2 separate regions of the Homo sapiens genome follow, and region 1 is linked to region 2. Evidence: chromatin loops called from intact Hi-C (ENCODE). Cell type or tissue: PC-9. All regions are shown on one strand.

The links. Peaks named below come from ENCODE experiments on the same cell type or tissue, not always from the same donor. Only the 100,000 strongest peaks of a DNase experiment are listed, where the experiment ranks them.
Region 1: a loop joins it to region 2, with 8 times the contacts of the local background. A loop is called at or near these places in 2 of 110 quality-filtered maps.

The regions. Positions count from the first base shown.
Region 1 is chr6:44,335,396-44,343,395 of GRCh38, reverse strand. It overlaps SPATS1 (spermatogenesis associated serine rich 1), which reads right to left and starts at 746. Exons shown (of 9, transcript NM_001372081.1): 1 at 628-746; 2 at 162-300. The coding sequence starts at 300. In PC-9, CTCF peaks have their summits at 4,458 and 4,675 (motif pointing right); a DNase peak (open chromatin) is centred at 3,285; H3K27me3 peaks cover 1,178 bases.
Region 2 is chr6:43,663,037-43,671,036 of GRCh38, reverse strand. It overlaps RSPH9 (radial spoke head component 9), which reads right to left. Exons shown (of 5, transcript NM_152732.5): 5 at 1-248. The coding sequence ends at 88. Among named protein-coding and RNA genes, the nearest start is that of MRPS18A, 21 kb to the left of the region's middle. RefSeq lists a silencer at 737-976 and enhancers at 2,151-2,310, 2,401-2,490, 3,111-3,260, 3,881-3,950. In PC-9, CTCF peaks have their summits at 2,286, 2,488, 3,416 and 3,618 (motif pointing left); DNase peaks (open chromatin) are centred at 846, 2,696, 3,616 and 5,516; H3K4me3 peaks cover 1,115 bases; H3K27ac peaks cover 2,724 bases.

The DNA of each region.
Region 1 (8,000 bases), 670 kb before region 2:
TAGCACAAACATAAGCTACTATTCAAGCAGCTCTTTTTACATGCCCCCAAACTAGCTTCCTTCTAAACTTCAAATGGTGCCCCCCACCTGCCCCCGCCCCCGGGTGTAGTATACTTGGATGTGGCCACCAACTCCACAGCCTGGATTTCTTAGAACTCAACTGTAGGTCCTCTCCACCTCGGTCATGCCAGAGTCCCTTTTTTCTGGAACCTTCTCCAGCTGTCTGCCGCAGGTCGTGCTTGAGATGGAGGGGAGACGGCAGCCCCGTGGACTGTTTCCAGTGAGCATGGATGGACTCATCTGTGCCCATGATGATTTTAAATATTAGAAGCAACCCAGAGACAAAGAAAGTCCCTCGTAAGAAAGGTATCAGTCAAAACAAACAAATTCCACAAGCCACCGAAAGTCAGGAGGGCAGGACTGGCCTCTAAACGGGAGCCTTACTCCCTCCACCTGGGCGTTTCGTGGTTTGGAAGCCCTGGGAGCCCCAGCGAGTCCGCCCCCAGCCCGAACCAGGCTCGCTGCAGCCCCCATCCAGCTCAAGGTGCTCCTTCTTTTCCACCTCGGGGTCTTCCCACCCCCTTCCCCAGGGGAGGCCCGGGTCTGTGCTCAGAGGCCTCCACGGACCAACGAACCAACTGGCAACTGAACTGCCGAACGCACGCCGCACGCCGAGGCCTGAGAACCGAGAGCCTAGGGCAAAAGGGACACCGCAGCCGCCTGCTTCTCCCACAGAGGCGCGTTCCGGGGTTGCCGGGACACCGGCTCCAGTAACGCGGCGCGCAGCGTCCTGCCTGGCTCGGCTGCCGGCCCCCCTGTCTGTCACCCCCCGGCTCTCTGGCCATTGGTACAGGATGGAGGCTCCTGAGAGGTACGGAGCAAGGAGCTCCAGCCATGGCCCGGCGTCACAGGCAAGGACCGCTGCAAAAGCCACTTTGTGATTTTGGACTTTTTTTTTTTTTTTAAGAGTTGTGGTTCTTTTCCAGGCAATTTTCATTATTAGAACTGTAGGCTCTGGTAGCAGTGAAAGATGCGCCCTCCACAAAGCTTGCAGATGCCTGGTTATAATTGGCGTTGATTAGACAGGATCCACCTACCACTTACAGAGCGCCTTTTCTGGGCCAGGCGCCCTGGTGGATATTATCTTCCTTAAACAGCCAGCTGCGTTTTTCAAAATAGAAAACCAAATTTTAGCAAAGGCTTGCGCAAGGTCACCCAGAAAACAGATTCATTTCTAAGTTTCCTCATTCCAAATCCACCACTCTTTCCATCATATTGACTTAAATTTGTCTTCCTCATCCTTTCCAGTATCTAATAAATCTTGCATAGAAAGCTTTTCTCCAAGTCTAGTTTAAGTCCCTAAATTCGTGTTTAGACCAAGTTTTCCCTTCTTTTGTTACTGATTATAAGAGAAATAAATGGTCATTATAGAAATATTGGAAAATATGGAAAAGTATTATTAATATCCATGATCTCACCATACAGAAGTTAAATACTTTTTTCCTGGATAGCTATTGCTATATAACAAATCACCCTCAAACTCTGTTGTTTTAAACAACAACATTCATTTTTAATTTCTGATCCTGGTCGTTGGCTAGGCTAAGCTAGGCTGTTCATGCTTGGGGTCTCTCACAGGGTCTCAGTCAGAGGTCACAGAGGAGCTTCCTCACTCATGTGTCTGGTGATTGATGCTGGTTGTCAGTTGAGGTCAGCAGGGTTAGCGCCAGTTCACCCATGTGTGGCGTTTCCATGTGCTTTCTCACACCAGTGTCTGAGTTTCCAACGTGAGCATCCCAGGAGGACCAGGCAGAAGTTGTATTGCCTCCATAGTCACAAATGCATGGAGAGGGAACTTAGATCACACCTCTCCATCATGGTCATACTGTATGAAGAGCACAGGGGACAGGGGATCTTGTGGCCCTCCTAGAAAATACAATCTCCCCTACTGATATTTAGGGGTTATTCCTTGTCCTTTTTCTATGCACATGTATGTCATATACCCCTAGTGATTTACACCCCTGCTGATATTTAGGGGCTCCTTCCTCTCTACCCTTTTTCTGTGCACAAATATGTTAACATATTATAGATAGATAGATAGATAGATAGATAGATAGATAGATAGATAGATATAGATATAGATATCTCTTGTATTGGGCTTTTAAAATTTAAGATTATAGTTGATGGCTGGGGCTGTGGCTCACGCCCATAATCCCATAATCCCAGCACTTTGGGAGGCCGAGGTGGGTGGATCACTTGAGATCAGGAGTTCAAGACCAGCCTGGCCGTCATGATGAAACCCGTCTCTACTAAAAATACAAAAAAAAAAAAATTAGCCAGGCGTGGTGGCAGGCACCTGTAATCCCAGTTATTTGGGGTGCTGAAGGAGAACTGCTTGAACCCGGGGGGCAGAGGTTGCAGTGAACTGAGATCATGCCACTGCACTCCATCCTGGACAAGAGAGTGAGACTCCATCTCAAAAAAAAAAAAAAAAAGTTGGCCCTCCATATCTGAGGGTTTTGGATCCACAGATATGACCAACTACAGATTAAAAATATTCAAAAAATATATAAAAATTTAAAATAATACAGATAAAAACAGCAAAGTATAGCAACAATTTACATAGCATTTACATTGCTTTAGGTATTATAAATAATCTAGGGATGATTTGAAGTACCGTACAGGAGGATTTGCATAAGTTATATGCAAATACTATGCCATTTTGTAAAAGGGACTTGAACATCCTTGATATGCTCAAGATTTTGGTGTGGGAGGGGAGTCCTAGAACAAATCCCCCAGGGATACAGAAGGATGGCTGCATATCCTGAGCATTTCCCCTTATTGAAGTTAAAAAAACATGTTATCTCTTTATCCCACGGTAGGAGAGGTAACAGTTATTTAATAGAAATGTTAGCTGGGCAACAGCATAGTTAGTTATTAATGGCTTGACTCAAGAGGCTGCCTCACCAGGAAGGCAGAGATTTTTGTCTATTTTGTCCACTGCTGTATGCCAAGCAACTAGCACAGTGCCTGGCACATATAAATGCTCAATAACCATTTATTTAATGAATGAATAAATGAGTGAGTGGGTGGGTGGGTGGATGGATGATTACAATGGTCTGAGCTGAGCCCCTCCCTCTCTTGCTTGCATCCTCCTAGGAGGAAAGAGTCCAGGTTTCTAACCTGAACCACCAGGTTCCAAGACATCAAGATCTATCTGTTGGTCAGGTGATTTTGCAAGGCAGGCGAGTGAATCACAGAAGGGAAACTTTCTCATCCTTAGTGAGTCCTGTGAACTGTGACTCACAAGCCTTCCCTTACTCTGCAGCTTAAAACCTCCCAGGCCACCTTGCCCTCACTCCTTGGGCAAGTTTTAGATGCCTGTCGCACCAGGCCTGCCCTGGCAGCTGTGCCCAAGGTTTGGCGAGGCACTGGAGCCAGCTAAAGTGTTCTCAAGGCCGTGGAGCTGCCTCTGATCAGCTTGGCCCCAACGCACAGCCAGTGTTTTCCCAGGATTGGCACCTGAAGCTTCCTGTGCACAGCAGCCCCACAACCAGAGTTCAGCAGCAGAGGCGAGGGGAGGATGCTAGATGTCCCCAGAAGACTGAGGTTCCTGAAGGTCCCAGAAAATCTTGCCTGTATAGCCGGGAGGGTGAGCACAGTTGGGCAAGAAGAAGGCCTTCCTCAGTGTTCCCTTGCCGTCCCCTGTCTGAGCACCCCAAACCAAGCCCAGCCTGGAGGTTACTGCAGCACCTGTGCAGGAACATGGAGGCCTGATGCAGGGAGGGGCGGTGGTCCCAGGTCCTTAAGGTCAACTCAACTGTTTCTCCAGCTTTAGGGCCCTCCTTTCAGCTTTACAGTCCGGGATCCTGATGTTCCACAAGCCTGGCTCTCCTGGGTCTGAATGAGCTCAGGAAACCTGGGGCTCCAGGCCAACACAAACACGCACAGGGTTTACGTGTGAAGTTTTCCACTGAACTATATAAAATTTCTGGTTATGTAGGTGAAACATAGTTGCATATCAGCAAATTTATGTTATTCAACTTAATCATGAAGGACAAATACTTCTAGCAGGTTTCATGGTGAGGCCAGAGGAGGGTGGGCTGAACTTTAACCCCCTCCCTTCCCCTTTGCTCCTTCTCCCTGAAGGACCCCACTTCGCTTTCAGTAGCTGGGAGCTTGTCTCTGGGAAGGAATGATAGACAGTGAGGCGGGGGTGGAAGCAGGGGGCCAGGCACTGGATAGGAACCGTTGGTTCTGGTTCTCCCCTGGCTCCCCCAACCCCAGACCCTTGAGAGCAGCTGGGGCAGCCATAAGAATCAAGAGCCCAGAGATTAGAGGAAACCAGACAGCAGAGGGAGAAAGATAAACTCAAATAAACTCTACCCCATTCCTCTTGAGTCTTGGCAGGACAAAAAGTGCCTGCTGGAGAAAGAAACTTGAGCCTAGAAGGATGGTATTATTTAATTGCCTAGGGTCAGAGACATTGGTAAAAAAAAAAAAAAAGCCTCGAGTTTGGTAAGCCTCAAGAGCTACAAGCTAAACTGGGTGAGGAGGGCGTCTTAAACACCACTTCTCCTCGAAAGAGCACTGCAGGCTGTCCCTATAGGGGAGCCTCTCTTCCCCAATGTCAAGGAAAGGTCACCCAGCAGAAGCCCTCATTTAACGCGCGTGTCCCATAAGTGTGCACCAGAGGGCAGTATAAACCCAGGTATGGAAAACGGGATGCGCTCATAGATTGTCTACAGTTGACTTCAAGTAAGGGGCATCACAGAGCCTTGTATAAAGACAGCGCTAGGGAAATAGGTGTTGAGTGGATTACTGACACACGGCCACCGTCAGAACCCTTCAATGGTAGGCAGAAGAAGCCTGGCAAAGATAGGGGAGAGAGAGCATTTGCTACCTCAGAACTGACTAACATGGCCAGCTCCCAAATAGCCAGAGGGCCTCCCCATCAGTTCAGGCCAGGAAACAATGACCAGACACCTGCTATGTTCCAGGCACTGTGCTAGGTACAAGAATTTAAAGGTGAGTAAAACACAGTCCTTTCCCTGACTGAGTTCCCCTGATAGCTTTGCCCATCTCTTTACATTTGTTTATCTCATTTAATCCCAACCACAGTGAAGTGCTAGTAGAATCATCCTCTGTTTACAAATGAGGAAAGACAGACTCAGAAGGCAGAAGTAACTCATCCCACCACCGTAACTGGCAAAGCTGGAGTTTAAATCCAGTCTCTTTAGATTCAGAGCCTAAGCTTTCACCACTGTGCCAGAGCCTTCTTATATGTGCCCTCAGCAATGAGCAGGTCCGTTTGTCATCTCAGTACTGGCCAGGCTGTCAGGGCTACATCCTAGGCTGCCAGACCGCCTGGGAGAGGCCTGGGAGGACGCTTGTCCCAGAAACACAAAAGTCCCTTTGGACTTGGATTTCTGAGTAACATAAATCAATGACTAAGATTTTAAAATGTGTGTAACCTATGTAATATATAAAACAGACATGCAGAGTAAGGACAGCAGCTTCTGTGAGTGGAATGCCTATACTCTACAGAACAGGAAAGGAAAAGGCTGAATTACGTGAGGTTGAAGTGGAATTCCTTCAATATGAGGTTTAACCCAATATGGACTAGGAAGTCACTGCAGATCTCTCATCAGAGGAATGATGAGGCAAAAATGGCATATGCTGCCCATCCTTGTATCCCTCCCAGGTCCACTCCCACTGTCTCCACCTTGTTTTGTGCCTGCCTGGGAGGTTGGCCTATGTGGACTGCACCCCCCAAATCCCATAGAGGCACCCCCAAATCCCATAGAGGAAGGCAGGGAGGGAAGTGAAGTCAGGGTATTTACCCCTCAACCCCTAGCTCCTGTCCTGTTGGCCTCAGTTGTCTATGCCCCTCCCCTTAGGGCCACGGCCCCTGTCAGGGGTGGGCTCCACACAGCTCTCTTTGGGGACTACTGACTGCTTCCTTCCCTGGACCTTGCAGGCCTAGGAATAGAAGTGACTCCCAGCTGTTACAGCCCTGAGGCATTGCCCCATTCCCTGCTGCTTTTCCTAAACCCCACCTTCACCTCTGTAAATAGTGCCTTTATTATACCCTGCAGTTACTCAGCTGGAGGGTGCCATTTCTTTCTTAGTAGAACCCTAGAGCTCTAGGGAGATTAGTCTGATGAGGTGGGAAGGCTGCTGTCTGAGGAAGAGGGCCAGGCAGAAGGCACTTAATGGATATGAGAAGCCAACCAAACAGAGGAGGCAAAGACAACCCCAAGACTTACGGCCTGAGGACACCAAGTCTTGGAAAAATAGATCTAATTTTACATGGGTCTCTGTGTGAACTGGAGAGGAAAGAGGGTTAGCAAAAGAAATGGTTAAGCTGGTTTCAGCTAGGCTGAGAGTGGGAGATGTTGGCCTACCAACAGGAAGTTGAATGAACTTTTTCTGGTGCCTGAAATTGGTACCTGGGGCTCCAAGTTGGAGACGAAGAGGCATTAAATAATCCATATTCTAAAGAGAACGAACATTCATCCACAGAAGGCCAGACTATTACTGGAGCCTATTAAGAGGCTGCCAAATCTCTGAACATTGCTGAATATTTGTTACTTTTGCAGAAAAAATAAGCAAATAAATGTTATTGTGGTCTTCAACCCAGCCAATACTGTGAAAATAAGCATTATGACGTTATAAGAACAAGCGCAGTCTTCAGAATCAAACTTCCCGAGCGCAAATCTTGCCACTCCTGCTTACCAGCTGTCCACTCTAGGTAAGTTATTCAGCCCCTGTGAGCCTCAGTTTCCTCATCTGTAAACGGAGATCATAATAGTACTTCCCTCATAAGGTTGAGAGGATTCATGAATAAATACATGTCACTTAGAATGACAGGCACATGGTAGGAAGTCAATAACTGTGTGCTTTTGTTATGAAGAGCAATTCCTTCTATGACTGATTTATATAATAAAGAAGTACAAACACTCAACTCTGATGCAAGAGGACCTGTACAGTATTTGGCTTGTTCTCTTGGGGAAGAGTGGAGGAGAGAAACCAATAGAAGAAATTTCATTCTTGCAAGTTGTTAAAGAGCTAAAGGTTCTTGGGGAAGAAGTGAGATCATCTCCTTACCGTGCTCATCATGAACTCTGAGAGGAGGGTGGCTACATCCTCCTGCATCTTCACTCAGATTTGAACCAGGACCAGGGACAGACTGAAACCCTCCAGAAGGGCCAGCTTTTAGAAGACAATGGGGAAGACTGCCTCCTGAGAGAGACGGGCTTCTCCACACAAACTCTAAGAAAAATGCAAAAATGGCTAGGTAGGGAGCTCATTGGCCTTGGAAATTCTCCCCTAAAAAAAAGAGTGCAAGGCAGAACTAGGGCAAGATTCTATGGTAGGTTAGGAAAAGAAATGCAAGTTAGCATGGCAGGATCTTCCTGGTTTAAAAAGCCCCAGCTGTTGTTTTGTTGAAGGTCATATGATCCATTTCACAAACCACAGGTGCAGCAGAGGGGTCACCTAGCTCATGGTGGAATTGCCAACTATAAAATAGCATTTCCACAGCCCAAGCTGGTGGCAAGAGGTAGCATGCTGCTGAGCTCTGCCATCTGCTCTTTCAGGTCCACCTCCACTTTTCTTTCCCCCTACAAGCATAAGAATAGACAGATTTCCCGAGAAACAGAGAAAGGGGAAAGAAAACAAAAGCCAGCAGGTTGGCTGATGTGGGCTGAGGAACAAATGGTGGAAGTCAGATTTCTGCTCAGGGTATTGCCAAGGAGAGATCTGTAAGAAATGGACATGTCTTGTTTTTCTGAGCCTAGATATTTCTTAAAAGTAGAAGGCCGAGTGCAGTGGCTCACGCCTGTAATCCCAGCACTTTGGGAGGCCAAGGCGGGTGGGTCACCTGAGGTCAGGAGATCAAGACCATCCTGGCCAACATCATGAAACCCCGTCTCTACTAAAAATACAAAAAATTAGCTGGATGTGGTGGTGCGTGCCTGTAATCCCAGCTACTCAGGAGG
Region 2 (8,000 bases):
TAGGACAGAACAGGCAGGCCAAGTTCACTGAAGCTTAAGAAAATCATGTTTAGACTCTGTTTAAAAACATCCAGGCTGGCTCCCATTCTATAGCATGAAGGGCAAGTCCATGTTCTTCTCGCCAGTGCCCACGTAGACGTAGCCATAGTTCTTGGTGCGGGGAGCATGGTAGAAGGTGAGGCCCGGCCAGAGCAGGCTGCGCAGCACCACCAGGGCATTGCCCCTCTCCATCTGGATGCTCCAGGACCCTGAGATAAGACAGGCAGGAGGTGAGGCCTGGTGCTGCTGGAGCCACAGCTCTGCCCTTCATGCTGTGGCCCCTGGCTCCTTGGGCAGCCAGGCCCAGGTGCTATGGTTCCACTGGGGAGAGACCATTTAATTCTCCAGATGCTTTACTCCCTGATTGTCTTTTAGCCATTATTCTTTTCGTTTTAAGAGACATGGTCTCACTCTGTCACCCAGGCTGGAATGCAGTGGCGCAATCACAACTCAATGCAGTCTTGACTCCTGGGCTCAAGCAATCCTCCCACCTTAGCCTCCAGAGTAGCTGGGACCATGGGCATGCACCACCATACCCAGCTAACTTTTCTGATTTTTTGTAGAGATGGGGCCTCACTGTGTTGCCCAGGCTGGTCTCAAACTCCCGGGCTCAGGCGATCCTCCCACCTTGGCCTCCCAAAGTGCTGGGATTACAGATGTGAGCCACCACGCCCAGCCCTTTTAGCCATCTCACTGCTCATTAAAACCACTTTCAGAGGGAGGGCAAAGGAAATGAAAAGAGGCGAAACTCAAACCAGTCTGTTTTGTTCCTGTCAGCAAGTCTAGCTAAAGGTTGAGTGGGGGAGGAGGCTGAATCCAATCCACAGGCAGAGGGGAGTTGGGCTGGGCCAAGGGAGACACCAGCTCCTCCCACACTATACCTAGTGCAGTCACCAGTTCTAGTGTGGTTTGCCACTACTTGCCATTTTGCTGTGTCTTCCCCATTTCCTGAAGCCTCTCCTGAGTTGGATTAGACCAGACCAGGAAAGGAAGGCTCAAATAGAAATTTGGGCAGTTCAGGCCTCCTAGCTCAATGGCCCTTTCTGGCAGCTGGTAGACTGGGAGCCATCCTTGGTGGGAGGGGACTTGGGCTGCCCCTAATGAGCCTTTGTCCTAGGTTCTGCCCTGGTTTTTGTCTCCCCACACAGGAGCAGCCCAGCTCAGGGCTGAGTCGTGCAGCCATGAGGACTTGGCTGGAAGGGCCTGATTAAGCTCCAGAACCGAGGGAGGGAGCCACAGTGTGGGAGGAAGGAGCCTGGGAAAATCGCCTCTGGATGCAGATCTGGGGCTTCTATTCCCCTGCGCACTGAGGCCTCTCCCGGCCCAGCCACAGCCCTGCTCCAGGCCCTGCCAGAAAGGCAAATGCTTTGAAAGTTTTGGTGTTGGACCAGCCAGCCATGCGCTGAGAGCTTCTCTGAGGCCTTCATCAGCTGCCAGCTCAGCCTGGCTGCTTGGCTCCTGCTGCCCCAGCTTCCCACGGGCCACCTCCAACCATGGTTCACCCTAGTCACTCCACACCCTGCAGCCTCACAACTCAGTGCCCACCCACTGGGGGCCACCCTGCATCCAAGAAACCTGATTGCCAGGAACCCCTGACCCTCATGGCAGCTCATGCACCCTTACTCAGGGTGCAGCCGCCTGCCCAGGTCAAAACCAAAGTTTTCTGGGCGTATATAGTTTGGCTGTCCCTGGTCCTGCTCAGGGAGAAGCCAATCGCAAAGCTCACTTTAGCACCGTGCAGTGGCCAGCACCAAGTGCCATCGCCCATGCAAAGGATGACGTCAGCCCCCTCCAGCCCACACAGTGCCTGCTGGACAACATCAAGAAGAAAGTAGTGCCCCTGTGTTAGCGGGGCTCCGGCTGGAACACTGCCCCTGAGAAGGAGTATTTCCCCTGACTCTTAAAACTTTTCTCTGGGTGCTTGAGGTCCTCTGCCTCTCAGACCTGCCCTCAGAGTTTGAGAGTCCCTAGCCTGGTACTTTCCTGGTCATGCATCTCCAGAAAACAGATTGTTTAGGATTGATGAGGGTGGGGGTCCAACAGGACAGAGTGTTCCAACTCCACTGCTTCAGCCTTGGACAAGAAGCACAGACCCAGGGAGATCCGATTCCCTCACTTGGTCACCCCACCAGCCTAGAGTATCGTCAGGGACCAGGCTCCATAAAGACAGTCCCTCAGCCCCTTGAACTAAGACCAGACTGCCTCATCTCTATCTGCCTACTGAGGGAGGGCAGCTTGCAGCCTGCCTGGGCTAGGTGCTGCCCTGGAGAAAATGGAATCCTGGAGTCCTCCAACCTAGACCCTTGTCAGTTCATTGTTGCCAGCACCTTGGCATGCCTGGGCAAGGGCTTGGTCCTGCCCTGCCCTCACACCAGCCTGCCTGCCTAGGCTTTGGCCACCTCTTGCCTCCAGTAGATAATGCAGGGGGCGGGGGGCAGTGTTCTTGGACGAAGTGGCCTAGGCCTATCAGCAGGGGCTCCTACCCAGAGAGCAAGGAGAAACTGGCAGGGGAGCTAGGGAAATACAGTGCCCCCGCCTGGCAGGGGGCAGTGCTGCGCAGGCGGGAGGGTGCTGGTGGAGTACGGTAGCGGCATGTAGGGCCAGCCAGAAAACAGCACTGCCTCCCTCCCTCGCATTCCTGTCACACTCCTGTCCTCTCATCGTCCCTGGCTCAGCTGGTCGCCCGGGAAACACAGACTCAACGTGCCAGGAGTCACGTAGCATCTACCTGAAGAGCCAAGCACTTGCTGTCACCTTCACCCACTTTCTTACTGCAACTGCTGAACAGGCTGAGCCCAGCCAGCTGCTGTCACCGCCTCCAGGACTCGGGGAAAAGCCCCCTGCAGACTTGGTGCTGCAGGTTCACAGCCCCCGCTCTCTCTTCTCTCCCCAAATCCCTCCTGCCCCCTAGCAGCCACTCTTCTCCAGAAGCTGTGTTTTGAGGATGTGATGGGTACAGGTTGGTAAATCAGGAGGGGTTCCTCCTGGGTTTCCTGGGCCCACAGGGTCTCACCCACCTTGCTAGTATGGAAACCTCAGGCTAGGGCGTACTTACTCTAATTACATTCTCCTGCCATCCTGGAAGAAAGGCAGCTCTGGGATTAAGATCGAGGGACAGTAGGCCAGGCTGGGGACCAGGGCTGTCCAGGGGCAACAGATGGCTCAAACCCTCTCAGATGAGCACCAACAAAATTTTTGTCACATACAAAAAAAAAATGGCCATGGGTTCCCAGTGGGAGAGGCACCCCCATCCCCTACAAGGGCCACAAGAATCATATACCCCCTAGAGGCCTGAGGACAGAGGAGGAGGAGGAGGGAGAAACCTCTGGCTGCCAGACCCGTATCAAATCGAGTAGCAAAGGCAGGCCCCGTGGCCCAGAAGGCTGAACACTTGTCAGCCAGGCTTCCAAGGAACTGGGGCAGGAAGAGCCACCTGCGCACATCCCGAAGGGAAGGCTGACCCTGGGCACCATGTTCCCCCCCGCGCCCATGCCCGCCTCACTCGCCCCCTTCCCGGTCCTCAACCACCACCAGCAGCAGCTTTCAAAGGCTGCTTTCCAGGTAGGCAGGCAGGCGCGTTGCTGCCCTCTGCTGCCTGAACTGAGCATTGCTGCTGAGGAATTGCTTGGGAAGGAGCCCCAGCCTGTGTGCACCTGGCAATTCTGAGACCTTTGCACCAGCCCAGAGTGGAGCAAGGAGAGGAGCAGTGGCCCTCCAGCCCTCCTCCTTTACCTCCCAGGACACCGATGCTTGCAAGGCACCCTCTAGTTTACATTTCCCTTTCCCATCCTCTGTTTCATTTGATCTTCCCAAACCTCTGAGGCAAGGGAGGTGTTTTTCTTATTCCAAGGGCATCACAGGTGCCTGTTGTAGCTGCTCAGTGGCTATTTGCTGATATAGTGGATGTTCAGGGAGCATCGAATGGCAAGATACTACCTAGGAATCTAGGCTCCTGACCGGGCGTGCTGGCTCACGCCTGTAATCCCAGCACTTTGGGAGGCTGAGGTGGGCAGATCACCTGAGGTCAGGAGTTCGAGAGCAGCCTGGGCAACATGGTGAAACCTCATCTCTGCTAAAAATACAAAAATTAGGCGTGGTGACATGCGCCTGTAATCCCAGCTACTTGGGAGACGGAGGCAGGAGAATTGCTTGAACCCAGGAGGCAGAGGTTGTAATGAGCTGAGGTTCCAGCGAGACTCTGTCTCAAATATATGTATATATATGGCCTCCTGACCCACGGCTGCATCTATGCCACCTGGCTGCAGCCCAAGGTCAGAGAACTCTTAGTCATTACCCTGGATCCGGCAGGAGGATGGTCCTGCCACCCCAGAACCAGCTACCCACTCCCATGGAACTTTGCGGATCCCTGGACACGGCATGACAACTCATGAGGACAACAGCTCTCCCACTCCTCTCTTCAGCCAAGGTGTCTCTTGTCACTTTGGCCAAGGGACAAGATGCGGAGTCGTTGGCCTACCTCATGGACACAGAGCAGGAGTCCCAGGAACAGGGCCAACCAAAACCACACCTGCTCAGAAGCCACGTGAAGTCACCCTGAACAACTGCCTCAGACCCTGAAAGGAAACAGTTATCCTAACTGGCCAGAAAACAGCTGCCAAATCCCATCCCTCCAGCCAGTCCTGGTGTCCCAGGGAACTCTTCCTTGGGATTTTGGCCCCAATTAGCAGCCCAGCCCAGCTGCTGCCTGCCTGGCAGGGGAGCCTCCAAGCAGCTCAGACTGCTCTTTTCCTAGCTGATAAGGAAAGGGGACCGGGGAGGAAAATCAGAGCTGTCCGCTCTCCTGTGACCATCCACACTTCCACTCCATCGCCATGACCCTCATCGAACCATCGTGAGAAAAAGGTGGGCCTAGGCTGGGCACGGTGGCTTATGCCTGTAATCCCAGCACTTTGGGAGGCTGAGGTGGGTGGATCCCTTGAGCTGAGTTGTTCAAGACCAGCCTGGGCAACACGGTGAAACCTCATCTCTACAAAAAATACAAAAACTAGCCAGGCATGGTGGTCCACACCTGTAGTCCCAGCTACTCGGGAGGCTGAGGCAGGAGGATCACTTAATCCTGGGAGGCGGAGGTTGCAGTGAGCCAAGATCATCCCACTGGCCACTGCACTCCAGCCAGGGCAACAGAGTGAGACCCTGTCAAATTAAAAAAAAAAGAAAGAAAGAAAGAAAGAAAAACTGGTAGTAGTGGCTCTGGGAGGAAGGACCTGAAGAGTATGGGGAGGTTTCCCAAGGTAAGGCCAGGAGCATCCCTCCCCTGAGGCCCACATGCCCAGGAAATGCCAGGAGTCCTCAGCTTCCAAGGTTCCAGCTCATAAAGCAACATGGTGGGGTGGACTGGGAAGTGAAGCCAGCAGCTGATCCTGCAGCCCTGAGGTCACCATCAGGGCAGGATGCCTAGGGCCTTGGGTCACTGCAGCTCACCCACCTGCCAGGCCCAGATGCCACACCTCCCATAGGCCTGATGAATTCACTTGCCAACTGGACACATCAGAGTGGCTCACCAGGCTGGAATGCAATGGTGGCCAATCACAAGTAACCTCAAACTCCTAAGCTCAAGCGATTCTGCCACCTTGGCCTCCCAAAGCACTGGAATTATAGGCATGGGCCACCTTGCCCAGCCCCAACCCCAGCAGCCTTTAGGAAGACTCCAAAGCTCCACATTTTACTTCTCCTGTTGCAAGGAAAGACAGCTGCCTCCAGGGTCCACCTTACCCGAGACAGCAGAGGGCAGATAGGGCTGATGGTGTTCCCTTAGGAAGACTTTGCTGGGCCCCACCCCATCTAGCTGGCTTTGGTCTTGGCTGCAGAAGCTCTATCACCCTCTTCACCCCTCTTGCTGCACAGTGGATGAGGCTCCACGGGCAAAGCAGCACTACTGCACCAGCCCCTCTCACCCAGCACAAAGGAGAGTTTCATCTTCTGATTCTGGAGCATCCAGCTGCAGGTAAGAAGGCTGCAAAGGGCTTGCCAGACACACCCTGAATCAGGGGACAGGGCTGCTGCCCTCAGATTAGGGGAATGAAGAGGACTTCTGTAGGCCCACCCCTCAGCCCCTGGCTCTGAGGTTCCATCACCACCGCCGTTCCAGGCTCCCTTTGTCAACGAGGGACGTACAGCACCCTCAGCCTCCTGACAAGTCTGGGAGCAGAGATGGAGGAGATGAGGGGAGTCTGAGAAGTATGTCTGATGGGCGAGAAATGCCCCAACCCCTATAGACCCTCTTCATATCCCCCTACTTGTCCGGAGACCCTCCTCTCTGTCACTACAGCACTGGCCCTGCTCAGAGTAGCTTGACTCAGATGTTCCTGTATGATGGAAGCCCAAATGGCCACTCCTTGGTGGCAGCTCCTACCCACTCAGAACCATTGCCTGGCCCCTGGGGCACTGCAGTAGCCCTGAAATGGCCTCATGATTCCTGGTTTGCCTTGCCCTGTCTCGCTCCACCTGTGTACCACTGCCTTATTGTCACAGACCTGCTCACAAGCCACCAGCAGCTTCTACTGCCTTGGCCTTCTAGGCCCTCCTAGGCCTGCCCCAACTCATCTCTAAGGACTTTCTGCCACTAAAAAAATTAATAATAAGGCCAGGTGCAGTGGCTCACGCCTGTAGTCCCAGCTACTCAGGAGGCTGAGACAGTAGAATCACTCAAACCCGGGAGGCAGAGGCTGCAGTGAGCTGAGATCATGCCACTGCACTCCAGCCTGGGCGAGAAACTCCGTCTCAAATAAATAAACTCTGTCTCAAAATAATCATCATCATCATCATCATCATCACAGGTTTACTTTGATATATTGCTCTTCACAAACACTGCAGTTTTTATAAATTGAAGGTTTGCATGTGTAAAGCCAGTATATCAGTGCCATTTTTCCAACAGCATATGCTCACTTTGTATCTCTGTGTCACATTTTGGTAGTTTTCACAATTTTTCAAACTCTTTTTTTTTTTTTTTCGAGACATTCTCATTCTGTCACCCAGGCTGGAGTGCAGTGGCGTGATCTCGGCTCACTGCCACCTCTGCCTCCAAGGTTCAAGTGATTCTCGTGTCTCAGCCTCCTGAGTAGCTGGGACTACAGGTGTGCACACTACACCTGGCTAATTTTTGTATTTTTAGTATAGATGGGGTTTCACTATGTTGGCCAGACTGGTCTCAAACTCCTGGCCTTTAGTGATCCGCCCACCTCGGCCTCCCAAAGTGCTGGAATTACAGGCATGAGTCACCGCACTCAGCCCTTTTTTTTGTTATTATTATTATATGTGTTATGGTGTTCTGTGATCAGTGATCTTTGATGTTACTATGATATTGTTTTGGGGCACCACGAACTACATCCATTTAAGATGGCAAACTTAATTGATAAATGTGTGTCTTCTGACTTCTCCCAGCCCTCTCCCTCTCCTCAGGCCACCCTATTCCCTGAGACACAACAATCATGAAATTAGGCCAATTAATAACTCTACAGAGGCTGGGCGCATTGGTTCTTTCCTGCAATCCCAGTACTCTGGGAGGCTGAGGGAGGTGGATCATCTGAGGTCAGGAGTTTGAGACCAGCCTGGCCAACATGGTGAAACCCTGTCTCTACTAAAAATACAAAAATTAGCTGGGCATGGTGGCATGTGCCTATAATCCCGGCTACTCAGGAGGGTGAGGCAGAAGAATCGCTTGAACCCAGGAGGCGGAGGTTGTAATGAGCTGAGATCATGCCATTGCACTCCAGCCTGGGCAACACAGTGAGACTCTGTCTCAAAAAAAAATAAAAAATAAAATAACTCTACAATAGCCTCTAAGTGTTAAGTGAAAGGAAGAATCTCACGCCTCTCACTTTAAATCAAAAGCTAGAAATGACTAAGTTTAGTAAGGAAGGCATGTCAGAAGCTGAGATAGAGCCAGGCATGGTGGTTCATCCCTGTAATCCCAGCACTTTAGGAGGCTGAGGCAGGAGGAC